Linked DNA regions of Homo sapiens: region 1 is linked to region 2. Evidence: chromatin loops called from intact Hi-C (ENCODE). Cell type or tissue: mammary epithelial cell. All regions are shown on one strand.

Region 1 (8,000 bases), 390 kb before region 2:
TTGAGTTGAGATAGAGTCCAGCCTGGACCACATAATATGACATAGTATGATCCCCCTCTTATTAACAAGACAATAAAAATATGCTGTCATCTCACAGTAATGAAAAGGTCTTAATAATCTATTGCAATAAAAATTATTTAAATCTGTTTTTAGCTTTAAGATAGGAGTACATTTGTATTTTTGTAATGGCTCTTTTTTTTTTCTTTTTTCAGACGGGTTCTTACTCTGTCACCCAGACTAGAGTGCAGTGGCACAGTCACAGCTCACTGCAGCCTTGACCTCCAGTGCTCAAGCCATCCTCCTGCTTCAGCCTCCAAAGTAGCTGGGACCACAGGTGCACAGTACGATGGCTGGATAATTATTTTTTATTTTTTTATTTTGTAGAGATGGAGTCTGACTACATTGTTCAGGCTGGTCTTGAACTCCTGGCCTCAAGCAATCCTCCCACCTCCACCTCCCAAAGTGCTGGGATTATAGATAGGCATGTGCCTGGCCTATAATGGCTCTTCTTACTACAACTCTCTGAAACAACCTCTTTATGTATGTTGGTGGTAGAAGGAACTTTCAAAACAGTGTGTTCTTTGAAGATACCCTTAATGCCACTTCTGCCTCATTTTTAAAAGTATAATTAACTACATATTGCAAAAGAGCTATTCTTGCGAGAAGGTAGTATGCGAATTAATTTTGAAAACTGTATATTAGAAAATTGTAATTCTGGCTTGGCACAGTGGCTCACACGGGTAATCCCAACACTTTGGGAAGCCAAGACAGGGGTATCATTTGAGGCCAGGAGTTTGAGATCAGTGTGGGCAATACAGTGAGACTCCAACTCTAAAAAAAATTTTTTTAAATAAAAATAATTAGGTGGCATGGTGGCACATGCTTGTAGTCCCAGTTACTCAAGAGGTTGAAGCAGGAGGATTACTTGATCCCAGAGGTCAAGGCTTCAGTGAACAACGATTGCGCCACTGCACTCCAGCCTGGGTGACAGAGCAAGACCCTGTCTCTTAAAAAAAAAAGAAAAAATTCTAATTCTAAAATATAGGTTGAATATTTTTAAGAGCTACTTGGTTGGCAGTTGTGCTTATATATAAGTGTTATTAAAGGAAAGTGACCATTATTTGAAGAAATATACTACTTTATCTCTGGTCTGTTGGGGAAGTGTTTTTTCTTCATATTTGTTAAACATTTAAACAATTACTTTTGTAGTTGAATTCATTTTCTGTGTCTATCCAAGTCATATGAAAAATTATGGTTATTTTGTATATTACTTGATGAACTAAAAATGACTTGTTGCTGTTGTCAGTATCGTGTTTTGTGATTGCTAGGAGATGATTCATTCTTCAAATAGTCAATTACACTTTTTCAATTTTTCTTCCTTTCATTTCTTACTAATTTTAAAATAGATGATCTGCATTAACATAGTATTAGGTTTGACAGGTGATTTATTATGTACCTGGCATTTTTTTCTTTTTCTATTTTTTTTTTTTTTGAGACGGAGTTTTGCTTTGTTGGCCAGGCTGGAGTGCAATGGCGTGATCTCAGCTCACCACAATCTCTGCCTCCAGGGTTCAAGCAATTCTGCCTCAGCCTCCTGAGTAGCTGGGATTACAGGCATGTGCCACCACGCCAGGCTAATTTTGTATTTTTAGTAGAGATGGGGTTCCTCCATGGTGGTCAGGCTGGTCTCGAACTCCTGACCTGAGGTGATCTGCCTGCCTCGTCCTCCCAAAGTGCTGGGATTACAGGCGTAAGCCACTGCACCCAGTTATACCTGGCATTTTTTTCTAGTGTTCAAAGATTTAATTAAAAATTTAGAATCAGAATTTTCTAATGTGCTAAGTTTTCAAATTAATTAGCATAGTGACTTACCTGCTAAAGTACCCCTTTGCCAGGGAGAGCTAGCTTGTATGTGTGTGTAGACAGAAGCAAGATAGAGATGGCAAGTGTGTTTTCACAGGGCAAACTTAAGTTTTGCAATTATTTTTCCATCAAAATCATGAATCACCTGTGAAACTATTCTAGCTAACTAGATAACTTATTCATATTTTATCCTAGTTCTCTTCCTCGGGAAGTAAAGAAGAGACTGCTTTTCAAGCTGTTATTCCTAAACAAATAGAGAGAAAAACCTGTGACCCTAAGGTAAAATTTGTGAAGAACATCGATTTATTTAACCAACTACATTTTCTTTTCTGTTTAAAACAAAAAAACAAAAAAACAAGTATCAGAGTTTTCACAGGCAGAAGGTTAGTAGCATAATAAATAAGTCTGGTTTTAAGAACAAGAAAAACTATTTAATGACTCCTGCCCCCCTTTTTGGTCTTAAACTTTCTCTATACTACTAATGAGCTAATAATAACAGTGTTTACATTATCCTTCCGTACATAGGATACTCTAGGGGTTGGACACAAAGCCATGTAGAGTAAAATTAATGAATACTCTGTGGGGAACAAAATGAGTATCTTTATACCCTTTAACTTATTATAGTCTATTCTGCCACTTATACTTCTGAGTATATAGAAGTATACGTAACCAACATCTAAGTAGTGCTACCTATTCTATATCAAAAATTAACAAAGACAACAGCATAAAAATGGATGGGTTTTGTAAATAGCAGTTCTACTCCTAAAACCCAACACACCTCTGGAAGAGATCTACATGGCAGCATAGAAGGCAAGGTACCTATTTTGGCCAGGCATGGTGACTCATGCCTGTAATCCCAGTACTTTGGGAGGCCAAGGCGGGTGGATCACTTGAGGCCAGGAGTTCGAGACCAGCCTGGTCAACATGGCAAAACCCCGTTTCTACTAAAAATACAAAAACTAGCTGGGTGTGGTGGTACACACCTGTAGTCCCAGCTACTCTGGAGGCTGAGGCATGAGAATCACTTGAACCTGGGAGGTGGAGGTTGCAGCGAGCCAACATTGTGCCACTGCACTCCAGCCTGGGTGACAGAACGAAACTCTGTCTCAAAAAAAAAAAAGTGGGGGAGGTAATGTACCTGTTTCCTTGTGGGGAGTATACATTACCCATCAGACAAAGCAGAAGCAGAAATATACAGAATCTTTAACAGTTGAGACTCATTTTTATTGCAATGTTTATTTTTAAATTCAGAAGAATATTTTCCACCAAAGTCCTATTAAAGGGGCATTTAAATTAGATTTTTCTTTCAAATGTGTGATTTACAGTTCTTCATTTTTGAATAAGAGTATATTCAAATTATATATTACTGTCATTTTGTTAGTTAAAAATGAATTAATCCTTTACCTACATTCCTTTGACTCTGTTACAGTCTTATTTTTCCACATTTTGGGTAAGCTTTACTTTGTATGGAGTAAAAAATCCTAGAACCCTCCAGGGGGCAGCAGAGAAAGCCATTTGAAGCCTGAAAACAGACTGAGTGAAAGAGCCTGTCTAAGGAACATGTCTACATTGGAATCACACTCTTAGGCTTTTGCTCTCAGAGCAGTAGGATATCACATCTTTCTACTGAGAGGCAGAGAGTCCACCACCCATCCTGCAGTTGAGCCTGATATTTTACAAAACCCCTAAGTAAAGAGAAATGCTGTTTGCATTCTTTCTCATTGTTCCCTTTCTGTTACTGGCTGTTTATTTATTGCTTCCTGTATACCAAGTACTGTGTGGTACCTAGATGAAGCAAAACATCTCTGCTCACAAGGGGCTTACAGTACAATTAGTACAGAAATAAGGAAAAACTTCATTGAAGTATGAAGTTGTGAGTCTATAATATATAGTATTGTATGTAATGCATAGTTGTATAATATATAGTGGAAGCATTGAGAAGCAACTAAATATTTCTGGTTTAATTAGCTATTATTATTATACTCATCTTTATGCTTGTAATAAAATTATACTTATTCATTTGTTTCCCCCTCATTGGCTATAAATCATACTTTTTTTTTTTTGAGATGGAATCTCTCTATGTCACCCAGGCTGGAGTGCAGTGGCGTGATCTCAGCTCACTGCAACCTCCAACTCCTTGGTTCAAGCAATTCTCCGGCCTCAGCCTCCCGAGTAGCTGAGATTACAGGCGTGCACCACCACGCCTGGCTAATTTTTTATATTTTTAGTAGAGATGGGGTTTCACCATGTTGGTCAGGCTGATCTTGAACTCCTGACCTCAAGTGATCCACCCACCTTGGCCTCCCAAAGTGCAGGAATTACAGATGTGAGCCACCATGCCCAGCCTAAATCATACTTTTTAATGTTGAACTTAAATGTAGTTAAATCGATGCACTTTGAATTTGTTACCCATAACGTATGTTTTAGGATAATAGGAGAATTTCCCGGTTTTCAGCATTAGTTCCTGGTATTTACAATAGTTCCTGTAATAAAAAGCTGAATTATGTATTGTATTCTGTGTGTTTACTTTGTGAATATATATGTCAACATATAGTTATGCAGTTCTTATTTTTAATAATTTACCTGTAGCCTGTTGAGTTTCAAGGACATCAAGTAAAAGGATCAGCTACTAGTGGTGTAATGGTCAGAGGACACAGCTCACAGCTAGGATGCAGTCAGTTTCCAGATAGCACTGAGTATGAAAACTTTATGACAGAGACACCAGAGTTACCTAGCACGTGTATGCAGATTGACTTCTTGCAGGTAAAAATATTTTTATAGTTGCATTTTGCCAAATCATTTTCTTTATGTTAATACTACATTTTGTGAAAATAGTATAGTTGTTTATACAGTTATAAGTTAAAAAGGAGTACAGTAAATTGACAAGAAGCATAATATCTCAAAACTAAATAACAAAAGTATTTTACTTGAAAGATGTATTACTTTTTTAACATTGGGAGTTTAACAGATTACTTTTCACTTCAGAGAAGACTATAAATTCATGACAAAAGCAAACAGGTACATTACACAAAGAAAATACTCACCTGTTTAACATCTAATAGATTTTTTTTCTTCTGATATTTCCCTTCTCTCTTTAAATATGACACTGAGTACCTCTAGTTGCTACCAAAGGCAGATTTCTGGGGATGAAAATAGAGGTCATGAGGTTAGAATGATAAGCATGTATTTGAAACAGTGTTCATCAAAGAGATTTTTTTTTAAATTTCCCTTTTTGTCAAAGCATAATACATATGAGAAGAAATAAAGAAAAAAAAGCATAATACATATATGAAATAAGTAAATCATCACAAAGCATACTCATATAACCTCCACCTTTAACAAATAGAGCATTCTCAGCATCTCAGAAGCTCTCCTTCTGCCCCTTTTCAATCACTACCCTTTTCACTTTTCCCTAAGATATCCACTGTCTTGACTTATAACCATCTATTAGTTTTGCTTTTAAAACTTTATATAAATAGAATCATACACAGTGTATTCTTTGTGTCTGCCCTCTTTTGTTTAATATTGCAATTCTGAAATTCATTTATGTTGTTGCCTGTGGCTATAATTTATTCATTTTAATTGCTGGTGTAGTATTCTGTTGCATAAATATATCCCAATTTATCCATTCTTCAGATGTTTGTGTTATTTGTGTTAAGGGACTATTACAGATACTGCTGCTGTGAACATTCAAGTACCATCATGAACATGTACATATACACACATGCGTGACATACTTATGTTGGTTATATTACCTAGGAGTAGCATCATTGAGTCACTGGATAGGATATATTTACTTTTAGTACATAATGCAAAACTGATTTCCAAAGTGGTTTTTATAATTTACATTTCCATTAGGAGTGTATGAGAGTGCCCATCACTCTACATCTTTACCAACACTTGATGCTGTTTTTGGTTTTCAGTTTTAGCTATTCTGGTGGGTATATATTGGTACTTCAGTTGTAGTTTTAATTTGCATTTTCCTGCCTGATAGTGAGGTTGGGACCTTTTTTGTATGCCTATTGGCCATCTCTTTATCCTCTTTGATGTAGTGCCTGTTCAGCTTTCTTCCTTTTTTTTTTTGAGACAGAGTTTTGCTCTTGTTGCCCAGACTGGAGTGCAATGGCGTGATCTTGGCTCACTGCAACCTCTGCCTCCTGGGTTCAAGCGATTCTCCTGCCTCAGCCTCCCAAGTAGCTGGGATTACAGGCATGTGCCACTGAGCCCAGCTAATTTGTATTTTTAGTAGAGATGGGGTTTCTCCATGTTGGTCAGGCTGGTCTCGAACTCCTGACCTCAGGTGATCTGCCGGCCTCGTCCTCCCAAAGTGCTGGGATTACAGGCGTGAGCCACCATGCCTGGCCTCTTCCTCATTTTTTAATTGACGTGCTTATCTTTTAAAAAATTTTCTGGAATTCTTTATATAATTTGGATACCTACTCATTGTCAGTTGTATGCTTTGCAAATATCTTTCCTGACCCTTACTTACCTTTTCACTCTTAATGGTATCTTTGATGAATCAAAAATTTTTCTTTTTTTGTTGTTTTTTGAGACAGAGTCTTAACTCTGTCACCCAGGCTGGAGTGCAGTGCATGAACATGGCTCACTGCAGCCTCAACTTCTTGGACTCAAGCAATCCTCCTGCCTCAGACTCTCGAGTAGCTGGGACTACATGTGCCCACCACTATGCCCAGCTAATTTTTTTTTTTTTTTTAGACAAGGTCTTGCTCTGTCACCCAGTCTGGAGTGCAGTGGCGTGATCTCAGCTCACTGAAACCTCTGCCTCCTGGGTTCTAGCAATTCTCCTGCCTCAGCCTCCCGAGTAGCTGGGATTACAGACATGCGCCACCATGCCTGGCTAATTTCTTGTATTTTTAGTATGGTTGCATATACATTTAGAACTAGCTTAACAATTTGCTATGTTGGCCAGGTTGTTCTCAAACTCCTAGCCTCAAGTGATCTGCCTGCCTCGGCCTCCCAAAGTGCTGGGATTACAGGCATGAGCCACTACTCCCGGCTGCCCAGCTAATTTTTAAAATTTTTTTGAGATGTTGTTTCACCAGGTTGCTGCTGGTTTTGAACTCCTGGGCTCAAACGATCTTCCTGCCTCAGCCCCCCAAAGTGTTGGGATTATAGGTGTGAACCACCACGCCTGGCCTAGTTTATCATTTTTTTTTTTTTTTTGAGATGGAGTCTTGCTCTGTTGCCCAGGCTGGAGTGCAGTGGCGTGATTTTGCCTCACTGCAACCTCTGCTGTTGGGGTGATCAGACCCAACACCAGGTTGTAGGGGTGATGAAGTCTGGCAGAGTCAAAGGATTGAGAAAAAGACAGTATGAGAAGTAAAACTGGGACCAGGTGGCCATCGCGATCATGGAGGCTGCGAAGGCCCCGATCTCTGGGAGCCCACACTGTTTATTGGTAATCCAACAGAGAAACAGGTGGTGAGAATGTGGAGGTCAAAAGGGCAGGCACATGATCTACAGCTGTGACAGTTTAGCATTTATAAGGAACGTGTTCTGCTACTTGAGATAATGGGAATAGGAGCCTAGGAGGGCTAGAAGCAAGGAGCCAGCAAGTCTACACACATTCCAGAGGACATTATGTCAGTCATGCAAGCCCTACCTCAGTTTCCCTCCCAACACTCAGCTTGTTCCCAACACTCCGCCTCCTGGGTTCAAGTGATTCTCCTGCGTCAGCCTCCCAAGTAGCTGGGATTACAGGTGCCCACCACCACGCCAGCTAATTTTTGTATTTCTAGTAGAGACGGGGTTTCACCATGTTGGCCAGGCAGGACTCGAACTCCTGACCTCGTGATCCGCTTGCTTCGGCCTCCCAAAGTACTGGGATTACAGGAGTGATCCACCACACCTGGCCCTAGTTTATCATTTTTAATGTAATTTATTTGCTGTTTCCTTTACGATTAGCGCTTTTGTATCTTAAGAAATCTTTCTCTGGATGACAAGGTCACTCACACCTGTAATCCCAGCACTTCAGGAGCCTGAAGCAGGAGGATCACTTAAGGCAAGGAATTCAAGACCAGCCTGGGCAACATAGTGAGACTCGGTCCCTACAAAAAAAATTTAAAAATTAGGTAGGTGTCATGTTGCGTGCCTCTAGTCCCAGCTACCCAGCAGGC
Region 2 (8,000 bases):
CATAGTGACTTATGCCTGTAATCCCGTGCTTTGGGAGACCAAAGCAGGAGAATCACTTGAGACCAGGAGAATCACTTGAGACCAGGAGTTCAGGGCTATAGTGAGCTATGATCATGCCATTGCACTCCAGCCTGGGCAACTGAGAAAGAGCCTGTCTCTAAACAAACAAAACACATCATTGAATGAGAGTTAGTGGGAGGCAAGACTAGAAAGATATTTGGGATAATGTTTTGGATGGCCTTGACTGCCAGTTGGAAGAACTTACATTACATTTTGTAAGCAATAGATTTAGAGAAAGTTGTAAAATTGTGTAGTGACATAATTAGAGCAGCACTTTAGGAGGCTTTTCTGAGAGCAGTATGTTGGATATATTGGAGTAGGGGAAACCAATTACAGTGCCATAGCAACAATGTAGAAGAGAAAAATGAAGGCATTAATTCAGATGCTGGGTATGGGAATTTGAAAGTGAAGACATATTTGAAACAGGACAGAACTTCACAGGGGTTGCTGAACCTGTCTAGATGATTTCTAAATTTCAGCTGTGGATCAACAGAAATAGGGAATTTCAGGTAAGTTCTGAGTTAGGTTTTAAACGTCTTTTGTTTAACATGCTGTTGGAATATTCGTATCACGATAAACAGGAAAAAGCTGAAAATTTGTCTATAGAGCTCAGGACATAGGTCAAAACTAGAGAAATGGTCTATTTTTAAATAGGGCTGGTCAACTCTGTGTTCATGAGTATCAAGCCTACTGTCCACATTTGGATGGCACACAAGCTAAGACTGGTTTTTACACTTTCAAATGCTGGAGAAAAAAAGAAAAAACAAAAGAAAAATAATGTTTTGTGCTGCGTGAAAATTATATGAAATTAAAATTTTATCATTCCCAAATAATTATATTGGACCAAAGCAACGGTTATTCATTTTCTTAATGTCTATGTCTGCTTCTGTGCTACAAGAGCAGAGTTGAGAAGTTGCTTTAGAAACTGTATGACTTGCAAAGCCCAAAATATTTACAATCTGCCCTTTTACAGAAAAAGTTTACCACTGTGTACACACATTGCTGAGTTGTCAACTGTTGTCATTTTTTTATAAGGCAATTTGGCCAGAAAGGAGAACAAAAAATAATAATAGCTGTATTAAAGTAACAAAATGATGGATTTTTCCCTTCCCAAATTCCTTCAAGTATTTTGATAAGACATGTATAGTTTTTAAAAAAAAAATCTATTCAAGTATTTTAAGCTAAAGCAAATGAATTTACTGTTTGAAGAGTGAAATTCCAGGCCTATAATAAAAATTGGAAACTTCGTTAGGTCATACCAAGCAAAAGCTTATATAAGTAAAGCTGACTATAAAGTGTGTTGGGGAGCAAGAAACTAGATTCCACTTGTTCAGCCGTAGGGAGGAGCTGTGTCATAGACAGATCAGTCACTTCTGGTTAAAGGTTCAGGTGTGTGCTAGATTCAGAGGCACAGGAATTCAATTTATCCGTCTCCCAGGAGTTGACTTTTGAGCACAATTTTTCCCAATAAGAAAGGCCTGTTGGTATACCAAAGAGTTGTGTGGTAGGTATGAAGAGCAAATGGGCTGAGTTGAGGCTGTGAACAGTTGTCATTTAACTAGGATAGCTTCTTAATATAGGGACATAATTAGTCTGACCAGAGAGCCTGAATTGGTTAATCACAATACCTTCTGCTATAGATAAAGTAGATAAATATTGACAAATCATTGCTCTTTGGTTCTCACATTTTACACCCCATATTTATCATTATTCTTCAGTTATTGTAGAATGGCACTGTTGTAGACAATAATAAATATAAATAATAAACTATTCCTAAAGTTATCATTATATTTACTCTCTTTGATAAAATTAAGGAGCAGCATGGTCTTTTTGATGGAATTTGGAGAACACGCTAATATTATCAGTACCATTTGAAAAGTTAACTCAGAAAGTGACTTTTATTAATCTCTTTCTCTCTAAATTCTGAGGAGTTCATTATTTTTAGGAATTATGTGTTCAACTTATTGTGGGTACTTATTATATTTTGTGATGATTCTTTAGCTGCTTTGTCAAAAGGTGACAACTTTTTTCTTTCCCTTTAGCATGGTCAAATGACAGAGGTAAGGAATGTCACATCATAAAGCATACAAATTTATAGGGTTTGAGGTATATGGATTTTTTTTTCAGTGTATAGAGTGACTTGAAATATACTACAATATTTTCTGTGGTAACTTTTTAGCACATATTTTCTGATAGAATATAAGATGGAAGCTGGAATGGCACAATAGTATGCTTTCCATTTCAGACATATCAAGTCTGAGGGGTCAATGAGAAACAATACGACAAAGTCCAGAAATCTACTGGAAATGTGAAACTACACTGTGGGTAAAGGTGAGGCCTACAGACACTAGAGTTGGAAGTCAGGGCAGAGCAGCAGATGAAGTCAATAAGAGAATATGTGGAAATGGAAGAGAGGCCATGTGGTGTGAAGGGAAGATATATAAAGTATCTGCCATAGTGCTTGGCATGTGCTGTGCACCTTATACATGGTAGATGCTAACAGTGGATCTGCAGCTGAGGAACACTGGGATTACATAAAGGAAAAGAAGCCAGTGAGAGTGAATGTAGCGACATTTTAGGATATAAGGTAAATATACAAAAATCAATTATATTTATCTATGTACTAACAGTAAGCAGTTTAAAATAGAAAATTTAAAAATACTATTTACAAAAGAAACAAAAACCATGAAATACTTGGGATAACTCTAAATCAACTTCATTATTTTTCTCCTTTCATCTTCTATTTCTAATCCCATTCCCTCTCCTCCAGACACTAGAATTAATGCATGTAACATATGCCTTTACAATATGCTCTCCTAATACTTATTTGGACATATATGTATCCTTGAAAAAATACACAGTGGTCTTCCTGTGTATTTAATTTTTTTAATATAATTAGTGTAATTCTGGCCTTTTGTAATTTGGCCAATGTGTTCAGACAATTAAAAACTTACAAAACAAACAAAGTAAAACAAGACACAACCCCAAGAAGTTCAGGAAGTAACTGACAATTACTATATTGGAAGAAATAGTCATATACTTGTTATTTTGTTTCTATTATACTCCCTGGAGGCATTTGTTTTACATTTTTGGGGGGGAATTAAAGCTGTTTAAAGAATTTTCTTTTTTAGTGCTATACTGAGAAGTAATGGCAATATAGTTTTTGTCTTTTGTTTTTTTGGTGGTTTTGTTTGTTTTTGTGTTTATTTTGAGAGCTGGGATTCAGTTCTGAGGATTGCCTACAGGAAGACAATGCAGAAATACTCATGGACATTTCCATGACATATTTAGGAAGAGCTGCCACCTGCAGGTAAAAAAATGAAATAAATGCACTGGGCCTTTTTTTTCTTTTTGAATGAATGGAATTCATTATCACTACTTATTTTTCTTTATTTAAAATAATCTTGCTCCCTCTTTCTCCTGCCAATTTATGAATCTTTCCTGCCTCTCCTTTTCTTAATTCCCAATTCTTTCACTTTTTCTTTGGAAGAACATCATTCTCCTCACCTCCTTCATTCAGTCTACCTTCTACTCCACCAAAGACACATATGACAAGATGTCTAAAATACAGTGATTAATTTAGGGATTTAGTTTTAGTTTCAGTTTTCACACTTAGTATGTTAATGGCCCTAGGCTTTGTCACACATAAAACATTATCTTAGATTTTAGCCTCCAAACATTAGGAATATGCTTATTTGATTCTTTTTTTCTTGCTTTCATAGTTTTTTTTAAGTCTTACATTCAGCTTTCAGAAGTATCACTTTAGAATGGATTCACTATAAGGTCATAAACTTCTTTTATCATTTCTCTTAATCTCTGGGTTTTTCTGAAATTAAAGCTCTATCAATTCTTTCTTAAAGTTGTTTTTTTACTCAAGGCTATTTTTCTTTTGGTCTACAGTTAGATCACAGCTACCTGCATGAGGCTGCACTGACTGGATTTAAATATTCTAGTATTAGTTTCTATTACTTGTTTTTAAGTGGAAATAGCTTAATTTCCAATTAAAAATTTGTTCAAGACCTAAGAGAACTGTACTTTTACATTTGTATTGCTACATTTAAAATGAAGCAATATGTGTTAGTCACCCCTCGGTACGGTATGCTGACTAAAAAGTTGATTTCCGCATTTTAGTGGCTTAAAATAATAAACATTTACTTTTCATTCACAACACAATCCACTATTAGGACACCCTCTTTCTTCTTGTAGCTGTACCAGCTAGAACATGTGTTGTTCAAGGTTGCCATTGCAAGGAAAAAGAGGGATAAAAAAAGGCAACTTAGTTCTTAACTCTTTTATCATTTATGTGACATTCATTACTACCACTTACATTTTATTGGCCAAAAATTGTCATAAGTCCCCAAAGGAAGGCAGTGAAATATACACAAGCACATGGATATGTGATGAGAATTAGTAATCTTTATCACAGTACTTTTCTTGTTAGTCTTTGACTTTTTCTCACAGAGAGTAATAATATATGAAATGGAGAAAAAATTTTGAAACAAAAGAATTACAATCCGATCATATAACTTTCAAAATTAGTAAAGTAAGATTCAGAGGCAAATTAATACATATATTAGGCTTATTTTTAAAGCATAAAGTATACTCATACGAATCAACTTATTTTAAAGGGATTTGTAGAGATTTTAAAATACATCCACAAATTCTTTGCCATTCCTCCCTTCTAAAGGTGGAGACTGATTCCTCTCTCTCTGAGTATGGGCTGCACTTAGGGACTCACTTCTAATGAATTGAGTATGGTGGAAGTGATAATGTGCAGCTTCCAAGATGAGATCATAGAATGCTTTGTGGCCTGCTCCTTGCTCTCTCTTTCAGATCACTGGCCTGGGGGTGGGGCGGGAGCCAGGTGACAAGTTGGGAGGATACATGAAACAGCTCTATGTGCAATGAGGAACTGAGGCCTACTGCCAATAGCCATGCACGTGAGCCTTTGTAGAAATGGATCCTCCAGTTTCAATCAAGGCTGTGAATGCCTGCAGCTCTAGCAACTTCATGAGAGCTCCTGAGCCAGAGCCACCCAGCTAAGTGGCTCTTAAATTCCAGATTCACAGAAACTGAGATAATAAAATTTTTATTTTTAGTCACTATGATTTGGGGTAATTTGCTATGTAGCAGCAGATAACTAATTCAAGGTTATAAGAAAAGTCTATTTTATTGGCATAAACATTTTGAAACTGACCCAATAGTCCCATAGACCAGGGGTCCCCAGCCCCCATCCATGGCCTGTTGGGAACCGGGCTGCAAAGCAGGAGGTGAGCTACGAGTGAGCATTACCACCTGAGCTCCATCCCCTGTCAGATCAGTAGCAGCATTAGATCCTCTTAGGAGTGTGAACCCTATTGTGAACTGTGGATGCCAGGGATCTAGGTTGCATGCTTCTTATGAGAATCTAATGCCTGATGATCTGAGGTGGAACAGTTTCATCCCACAACCATGGCCCTCACTGTCTGTGGAAAAATTGTCTTCCACGAAACCAGTCCCTGGTGCTAAAAATGTTGGAGACTGCTGCCATAGATTGTTTTTTTCATAAACATAGAAATTAACTGTTCTGGTCTTAAAGCTTGAAACTTACATTTATTTTATCTGGGCTTCTTCCTCCAGAAGTCCTCTTAAAAAATGTGTCAAAGAACTGAAACTCACAAGATCACTGCATCCAGACAATGAGATGGCAGTCCCTTCATTCATTATGATCACTTCCTTACCCCTCCCTAGTTGCTGTTTTCTTATACATTGTTACATTTCTTTCCTGCTATATAAACGCCTAATTTTAGTTAGTCAGAGATGGATTTGAGATTGATCTCCCATCTCCTCAGCTGTAGCACCTGGTTAAAGCCTTCTTCCTTGGCAATAATTGTTGTCTCAGTGATTGGCTTTATGAGCTGTGAGCAGCAGGACCTAGACAGAATACCTGGTGTTTCAGCAACAATTTCCTATTGAATGCTAAACAAAAATATTTTAATTAACAACTTTTTTCTTTGTTTCGATACAGGGTCTTGCTCTGTTATCCAGGCTGGAGTGCAGTGGTACAATTATGGCTCACTGCAGCCTCAACCTCCCAGGCTCAAGTGATCCTCCGACTTCAGCCTCCCAGGTAGCTGGGACCACAGACTTTTGCCACCATGCCTGGCTAATTTACATTTTTTATTTGTTGTAGGGCTCTCACTATTTTGCCCAGGCTGATCTTGAACTCCTGCACTCAAGCGATCCTCCCGCCTCAACCTCCCAAAGTGCTGGGATTATAGGCGTGAGCCACCATGCCAGCCTTAATTAACACCTTAAAATGAAATTACATGAATATGCCATGTGTGTAGGGGAAGAAAAGAGAAATGAGGGGTTCAGCCCCATTCAGTGATTTTATTGTCCTCTTATTATACTATATTAACAACCAAATAATTACAGAGAAAACCCCAGAGAATTTAGATGTTTTCATTGAAATCTACCAATAAAACATAGAAATTTAATAACTGCTGTATATGCCCAACATTAAAAAAGGATTCCCATTTTTAGATTAGTCATAATAAGGTATAATTTATAGTAATTAAAATACAGACTTCTTGGTCAGTGTGTAAAGGAAGGAAATATGTTCATGGCTATGAGAAATCAGATTTTGATCATACATAAGCTGCTAGTTACTTGCTGTAATGAGTCTAATTTGATATTTAGGGTCAGATTGTTGTCAGTTTTTACTGCGTGGTAGTTCAGGCTTGGTGGTAAGATGTCTAAAAATGACCAGAACCACTGTCCTATTATAATGAAAATCTGTAAAATAATCAAATTTGCTTTTATTTATGTGTCACATTACCTTTCTTTTTGATAGATTTCAAAGTAAAACTTAAGAATTAGTATATCATGAAGATATTTTAAATATGGTCTGCATTGATTAGTTTTAGTATGCTATCAAGTAAGTAATATTAATAATATCATGAGCTCCCAAAGAATCAGCTCACAGGATGCTTGTACCCATGAGTCAATAAACTTGATCATATTGATACCCTGACCTTAGGCATGCAGTTCCTAATGAAATGAAAAAAAAAGATTATTGATATATAATTTACATACCCATATAATTCACCCCTTTAAAGTGTACAATTCAGTAGCTTTTAGTATATTCACAAGATTGCACAACCATCACCACAGTCTAATTCCAGAACATTATCATCATCCCCCAAAGAAATCTGGTACCCTAGCAGTTACTCCTCGTTCTTCCCTCCCCTCAGTCCCTGGCTACCCATAATCTATTTTCTGTCTCTGGACATTTTATATAAATGAAATTATGCAATATGTGACCTTGTGTATCTGTGTATCTGGACTCTTTCACTTAGCATAATGTTTGCAAGGTTCATCCACATTGTAGCATGTATCAGTACTTCATTCCTTTTTTTTTTTTTTTTTTTTTTTGGCACGGAGTCTTGCTCTGTTGCCCAGGCTGGAGTGCAGTAGTGCAATCTCGGCTCACTGCAAGCTCCGCCTCTTGGGCTCACGCCATTCTCCTGCCTCAGCCTCCCAAGTAGCTGGGACTACAAGTGCCCGCCACTACGCCTGGCTAATTTTTTGTATTTTTAGTAGAGACAGGGTTTCACCGTGTTAGCCAGGGTGGTCTCGATCTCCTGACCTCGTGATCCTGTGTCCAGAAATGGTTCCTTCCGGTGGGTTCTTGGTCTCGCTGACTTCAAGAATGAAGCCGTGGACCCTCATGGTGAGTGTTACAGTTCTTAAAGATGGTGTGTCCAGAGTTTGTTCCTTCAGATGTTCAGATGTGTCTGGAGTTTCTTCCTTCCAGTGGGTTCATGGTCTCGCTGACTTCAGGTTGTCAGTGGCCTCAGTGCTTTCGGGCTATGCCCTTGTTTACACTGAAAACAAGGTGGTATTGGAGTGTTATAGGGTTACAGAGAAGACCTTCAATTATCAATTATAGGTTTTAA

What was found. Peaks named below come from ENCODE experiments on the same cell type or tissue, not always from the same donor. Only the 100,000 strongest peaks of a DNase experiment are listed, where the experiment ranks them.
Region 1: a loop joins it to region 2, with 18 times the contacts of the local background. A loop is called at or near these places in 10 of 110 quality-filtered maps.

The regions. Positions count from the first base shown.
Region 1 is chr4:112,600,150-112,608,149 of GRCh38, reverse strand. It overlaps ZGRF1 (zinc finger GRF-type containing 1), which reads left to right. Exons shown (of 28, transcript NM_018392.5): 9 at 2,059-2,142; 10 at 4,453-4,626. Among named protein-coding and RNA genes, the nearest start is that of ZGRF1, 33 kb to the left of the region's middle. In mammary epithelial cell, a CTCF peak has its summit at 3,376 (motif pointing right); no DNase peak of the experiment used is centred here.
Region 2 is chr4:112,210,239-112,218,238 of GRCh38, reverse strand. No RefSeq gene overlaps it. Among named protein-coding and RNA genes, the nearest start is that of AP1AR, 18 kb to the left of the region's middle. RefSeq lists a silencer at 4,712-5,006. In mammary epithelial cell, a CTCF peak has its summit at 3,352 (motif pointing left); a DNase peak (open chromatin) is centred at 4,238; H3K27ac peaks cover 810 bases.